2 separate regions of the Mus musculus genome follow, and region 1 is linked to region 2. The links are chromatin contacts, found by POLR2A ChIA-PET in ENCODE. All regions are on one chromosome and are shown on one strand. Each heading gives the region's core, a stretch centred on a gene start or an enhancer-like site at or near the end of the contact. The rest is flanking DNA. Distances are from core to core; before and after follow the strand shown.

The links. ChIA-PET counts read pairs that join two places held with the same protein, here RNA polymerase II (POLR2A).
Region 1: POLR2A ChIA-PET joins it to region 2 with 10 read pairs in embryonic stem cell. The contact joins two enhancer-like sites. POLR2A ChIA-PET finds 5 or more read pairs at or near these places in 5 of 5 experiments (Patski and embryonic stem cell).

What each region holds. Positions count from the first base shown.
Region 1 is chr12:110,701,629-110,704,679 of GRCm38, forward strand. No RefSeq gene overlaps it. Among named protein-coding and RNA genes, the nearest start is that of Hsp90aa1, 6.8 kb to the left of the region's middle. Within about 2 kb of position 1,508, at least 1 of the 3 ENCODE cell types and tissues checked has a DNase peak (open chromatin) inside an H3K27ac peak, as active enhancers do.
Region 2 is chr12:110,477,267-110,480,510 of GRCm38, forward strand. The region is part of intron 3 of Ppp2r5c (protein phosphatase 2, regulatory subunit B', gamma); the gene reads left to right. All of the region lies in intron 2 of Gm19605 (predicted gene, 19605), which reads right to left. Among named protein-coding and RNA genes, the nearest start is that of Gm19605, 6.7 kb to the right of the region's middle. Within about 2 kb of position 1,610, at least 3 of the 3 ENCODE cell types and tissues checked have a DNase peak (open chromatin) inside an H3K27ac peak, as active enhancers do.

The DNA of each region.
Region 1 (3,051 bases), core at 258-2,757, 220 kb after region 2:
TTTTCTTAAACCTGCTGAGTCACCTGACTCCAGGCCTCCCTCTACCACACCTGAGGGCTGCCTCAGATTGTCCTTGGAACACTCTTTCCCCCATGCTCAGGAGCTACTTAGATAGAACTCAAGCTTTCAGGTGCCATGCCAGGCCCTACTTAGCTGGCTTTTGCTGGACTGATTCGTGCCTTTCTCAGCTGCCATTTTAAGGAGTGGGGAACCCTCAGGGCATGCAGGACACTATGCCCTTACTTTCTATCTAGGCTGTCAGCCCCAGGGCCCCTTTAGCCAGCTCCTCTCTCCTGTTCCCTGTCTGGGACCCAGTTCACACAGTCACTGGCTGGGGAGACCCCCCTCCTATATCCAGCCCCATGGCATACATTATCTGCAGGTCTGTCACCAGGCCATGACAGCACTGTCCACAGAGGAGTGCCCAGCTCCCGACAGCTGGGGCAGCTTTCTCAGTCATAAGAAGATCATGGCAACCTTATCAGGAATACAAAGGCTAGATTTGCTCAGCTGGAAAAGACATGTTTAATGCATGTGAGGCACTAGTTTCCAGCACCACACACACACACACACACACACACACACACACACACACACACACGCAAATGCACGTCGAGCAAAGAAACTGATTCAGGGAGGGGAAGGATAGTCTACAAGGGCGATGGCTGCTGCTTGGCTTTCTGGTTTGTTCCAGCCTCTTTCTTCCTCCCGAGTTCCATTTTCTCACCCTTAAGCAGCCTCTACGGCAGGGCGGACCTCTTAACGTCTACTGTTCTTGCGGAGGTGGAACCTGGAAGAATGGAGCCTGAAATGAGGAGGTCTAAAGTCTCAGAGCTTTGGGCAGTTTACATCCGAAGGTTCGGAAGAATCACCGGAGTGAGGGGTTCAATCACAAGGACAGCTACACGTGGCAAAGCCCACATTTCTTTCCCACAGAAACATACAAACAAAAACCAACTGCCTCGTAAATAATCTGAGGTGAACTCACTCTTACCCGCTACACCAGGGAGGGCACACAAGCACCTTCTAAGAACAATTCCCTGGGTTAGAGAAACTGAGGTCATAGGAATTCTTGTTGTTTTGTTTTCTTGGAATTTTCTGCCCCAGCCCTCACATGACTCTGGGTCCTTGTCCCGACCTTGTACTTTGCATAAGGACACTTCAGGGCTATTCCACATTTTACCATCCCTGCCTTTATGTAAATTACAACGGTAGCCCTAGGGCCTGACCTCTCCACCCTGAAAGGTTCCCTTTGAGCCTGGAACCTTTTTTTTTAAAGACACTTTATTGAGCTCAGATCCCTCTATGTGCTTCCTCCAGAGTTCTAAGCTCATCCAGCTAAACTGAAATTACAGATTATTATCTCTTTATCCTTATTGGACCATCTCCAGACCCAGCCCAGGGCAGTCAAAATCATACAGAAAGAATTAGTGTATAGCTAGAGCCCTTCATTCCTAAGGGGCTGCACGGGTGTTTAGCGCCACCTGCTGGTCAGCTGCTGGAGGCCTTCCAATAGGAACAACTGAGCTCCCATGGGAGTTGACTTTCACCGCAGTCTTCACTCAAGAATTCAAGGCAAAGCTTCTGGTACTTCGCGGAGCAAGGATGAGGTGGTGTTCCTGTGTGTAAGACAGCCTGGAATCACCAATAATCTTCCTGACTCAGCCAGGACCACAGACCCCCTGCTGCAAAGTTCCGAGAGCAGCAGGCCTGGGTGCATTCCGTAGTGCAGGCCTATCATCCCAGCAATGCAGGAAGCTGACTCAGACTGAAATGACAAGTTGAAAACCTGCCAGGATGACAAAGAGAGTTCAAGGCAGTGTGTGACTTTCCGACCTCCTACATACTAAGAAGTAATTCGCTCTTGAGCTGTAGTCTTGTGGTGCCAGGGAAATGTTAGTGATCCCCCCAAACACAGACAGGAGCCAATCTGATGCAACTCATAGCAGGGCCTTTACTCAAGCTAGCTCAGGCCACCCAACACACCGCTGTCACACAGGACAGTTTTGGTGGGGGATGGGATGAGATCCCCGAATGCCTATCTAAAGTGTTCAATCACAAGGACAAGCTTACATGTGACAAAACCCACGTTTTCCTGTGGAGAAATACAAACAAAAAACAACAGCCAGTTGTTGTAAATAATTGGAGGTAAACTCACTCCCATCCACTACACCTAGGAGGCAGGGCTCTCTAGGAAGCAGCGAGCAGGGAGCAGGGATGGAGTACGTGTGCATGCATCTGATTGGCAAGCTCCTGTGGTCTTTAACATAACTGGCTGGTGCTGGGAGTCGGATCATAACTTAACTTCTGCTGTCCTCTGCATTGGTGGTCGTTAGGCAGGGGGTGGGCTTGTAACCCAGGGGTGCAGGTTTGTTGAGGAAATAACCTGGAGACACTGGTCTTATTGAGGGTGTAACCTGGAAACGCTGGTCTTGTTGGCGATTAGCCTAGAGACCGGAGCTAGGCTCGGGTCTTGTTGAGGGGTAGCTTGGAAACTAATGCTAGGTACTGGCCTGTTAGTTTACCTGAATTCAAACTTAGGGTCAGGGTCTCCAAAATGGAATGTGAATTTAAAAGATGTGGCATCCCAGTCTTTCGTCTTCTTTTTATTTCCAGTACTTGTTTGTGAGGTGTTGGGTCGGATGGACCTGAGGATGCCAGTCAAGTCCTCCCTCCGCCACTGAGCTGCATTCCTGGGCCCCATTCTTTTTACTGTTGAGGCAGGCTTTTGCTTAGATGCCCAACTTGTCTGGAACTTTCCATAACCAAGACAGGTCATGAAACTTTAATTTTCCTGCCCCAAAAGCCCGAGTAGAGTAATTTGGGAGATTTAAGTTGTAGTTTAAAACAAAACAAAACAAAACAAAACAAAACAAAACAAAACAGGTCTCTTCTTTTCCTGAGAATCACAGGGTCTTGACAATGACCTCGTTTTGCCTGCCCACCTGGGCAATTCTGTGCGCAGTAGCTGTGAATTCGTGTGTAGACACCAGCAAGCTCAACACATTAGTGACAGAAGTACCAGACATCTGCACTGTATCCTGAAGACCT
Region 2 (3,244 bases), core at 360-2,859:
CAACAACAAAAACAAAAAACCAAAACCTGGCAAAGCCAGGAGGAGGCCAGTGTGGGCCCTGTCATGAGCCAGAAGCCCTGCAGGCAGGTCGCTGAGTATGGGGTCTCTCTCCTTCCTTGACCTGACTGGCAGGATCCCTCAGTCTGGCTTTTCTGAAGGGGTAATTCCTGCCCTCATCCGTGGAAGCGCTGTGGTCCACCTTCCTTCACAGACTTTACATCCGGCCATCATTAAAAGTTTGCAGCAGACACGTGGCCAAGGAGCGAACCCCGAGTTCCCAAGGCTCCTCTGCCCAGGCTTTTATCTCCTCCCTTCTGATTACCTGTGTGTCCTGTGAGCTGGTGCCAGGCCACAGTGAATTCTTAACTACCATGGGTGACCACAGGTGACCCCTGGCCGACACCATAAGTAATAGCCAGCATTTTGTCAGACAGCTGGACCTGCAGCCAGGCCCTCCCCGTAAAACCTGAACAGCATCTCACAACTCACGTGGTGAGCATGCGTGTGCGTGCGTGCGTGCTTGTGTGCGTGCATGAGTGCGTGCGTGTGTGTATGTACATTATTCCTTGGACATTCACCCTCTGTCCTCTCCTTCCACCTTAAGACCTGGTTCCCAGACAACCTGCTCTCCCCTGTGGTATCCCATGGCCCATCGCTCCTGCTGCCCAGTGTCTCCTGAACTTCCCTGGCTCAGACCTTACTTTACCTCCTCTTAGAGCTGTGGTAAGATGTACACTGTGAGCTCAGCATGTGACCTACACACCACAGGTGTGCCTTCAGCAGCCTACGGGGTCCCGACCTGACCCTCCTGACAGGCCCGTGCATACTGACGTCTCCCCACACTGAATCCCCCTCGCAGAAGCTTTGCCCTGCAGCAGCCCCCAGGCCTCCTGAGCTCTGCTGTCTCTGGGTTTGATGACTAGGGGTCTCCTCCTGCATTGTCCTCCATCTGGTTCCGTTTGCTTCAGCAGGAGGCCCTCAAGGCTCTCCAGCACATGACTCCTTTCTGAGGCTCAGTGATGTCGAATTGCTTATGCTGACACCTCCTTACTCGACAGCTGCGGAGAAAGTGCTCAAACGTGTTACCCCTTACCTCATGCCGGCCATCGCCCCGCTGTCTGTGAGGGCGGGCGGGCCTGTGTCTGTTCTAGATCCAGGAAACACTTGTTGCATTTGCTGGAGGAGGGAAGAGCACTGCAGCTCTGGCCTGTCCACCCCTGTCCTCTCAGGGACTGCTGTGACTGCTGTGGTGCCACCTCTCAGGATACCCAGGGTGCCCAAGATGCCCAGGCATAGGCTCTCTCATGGCTCCCTTCTCCTTGCTCTGCCTCGGGGCTCTTGAAAAGGAGATCAGCAGCTGAGGGTGGAAGCAGACCGTATAAAACAGCTGGTGTGGAAACTCTGAGACGCTTGAATCCTTTCTATAGAGTTCATGGGTTTCCTGTCTTCTCAGAACAAAAAAAGATGTGAGCACCTGCTCTGGTCTGAAAGGCATCCCAGCCCAGCTGCGAGGATTTAAAGTGGGCCCGGGTCTGCGTGCAGGAGCTGGAGTAGGCAAGCTTTGTTAGGTAAGCTTTGTGAGGTAAGCTCTGGTGGCTCTGCTCAGTCACTGGAGACTTGCTCGAATCAACAGGGCCACCCGAGCCTGTCCCTTTGTCCTTGATGCTGGCAACGGACTTTTCCTGGCAGCCTTTGAGCAGAGCTGCGTACTAGGGAGCTTTGATCTGTCTAAGGAAAGTCTATTTTGAACTACAAGTGAAGGCAGAGGTTTTAGGTTAGACTTCTTCCCCAACAGGACCCATAACAGCTACACTCACACAGGTGCCAACACTGGCCAGCCTGATGCCACACACTGCCACTGCAGTACCACAGACTTGCCAGTAAATGCCAGATTGCGGTGGATGAGAAAGGAAAACCAAAGAAAACCTTTGGCTCAATTTAGAAATCAAGATTTGAAGGTTTTGTTCAGAACTACTTTGTAAAATTAAAATCAGTGGGATGTATTTACAGGCAGGTGTTTTGTTTTGTTTGTTTGTTTGTTTTTAGTAGACAACAAAACAGCGACAGAAGAGCAGAGGATGCAGGCTGAGTTCTGGTCTCTTCCGCAGTTGGAAGCGGCCAGAGCCTTCATGGGCCGCTCCAGCTCCCCTGGCACTTGTCCTGTAGGAGGCCTGTCCGTACCAGCCCTGGATAGTGTAGCCATAGCAACTGAGAATCAGTGTAGACAGTTGTAGCACTGGGCGGGTGATGGCTAAGGCACAGGCCACGGCCTCGCCTGCGGTATGGGAGTCTTCTTCACAACCGCGGGTGGTGCTCTGACTGCCGGGATGCAGCAGCATGTCCTCCCTCTTAGTCTTGCACTGCCAGGAAGAGATGTGAGAGTAGTCAAGGCACTCTGACCAGATGGGGGGCTGCCGAGTGCTCAACCTGTTCTTGCCATACACTAACAGAGCACCCTCCAGGCACTATACACTGTCTGAGGGCTCGCCTGCGGGAGGGGGGGGAGCCACGCCCCCAGAGTGGTCAAGCCCAGTGGCCACTCCAGGGTTAGTCTCCACATAGGTTCTATAAGTGGCTCTGCTGTGTCCCCAATCATCACGTGGGGACCTTCCGGTATTCAGTTGGTGGACAGAGGCGTGTTCTGAGGCGAGCAATGGCTGCACCTGCCTTCTGCTGACCTTGTTTGGACTGGGCTTAGTGGCATCCTGCCTGGGTCCTGCACTTTGGTTTGAACTCAGCAAGGGGATCACTATGGCGTATCGGAACTTCTAATAGCATTCTGCTAACCGATGGATCAGTGTCTTGTTCAGCCATCATCAGGGAAGCTTCCTCCTGCAGCAGACAGGCGTGGCTGCAGAGACCTACAGTCATACGTGGCACACACAGGATCACACAGGCATGCTGCTTCATTCCCAGCCAAAGAAGGAAGCTTCGTGGGCCATTGACGGCTCCCTCTTTCCAGTGCCCTCCCCCCTCCCCCTTCAGCTCCGGAGCAAACGACTTTAGCAATGCTGACAATAGTGAGAGCGCTAAAGAGTGGCCAGTGCATCCGTGCCACCCTCAGTGGCCTCCTAGACACTGAGAAGTTGTGTCACCTTTTCCGCTCATATTTCTAATTTTTACACGTGTATGGCTGTATAAACTTCACAACCTTTCTCAGTTCCTTTGACATTAAATTAGTTTACAGTGTCTTAGAATCATAAATAACAGGTCATATTCTCAACGAATAAATTTCTTAGGAATT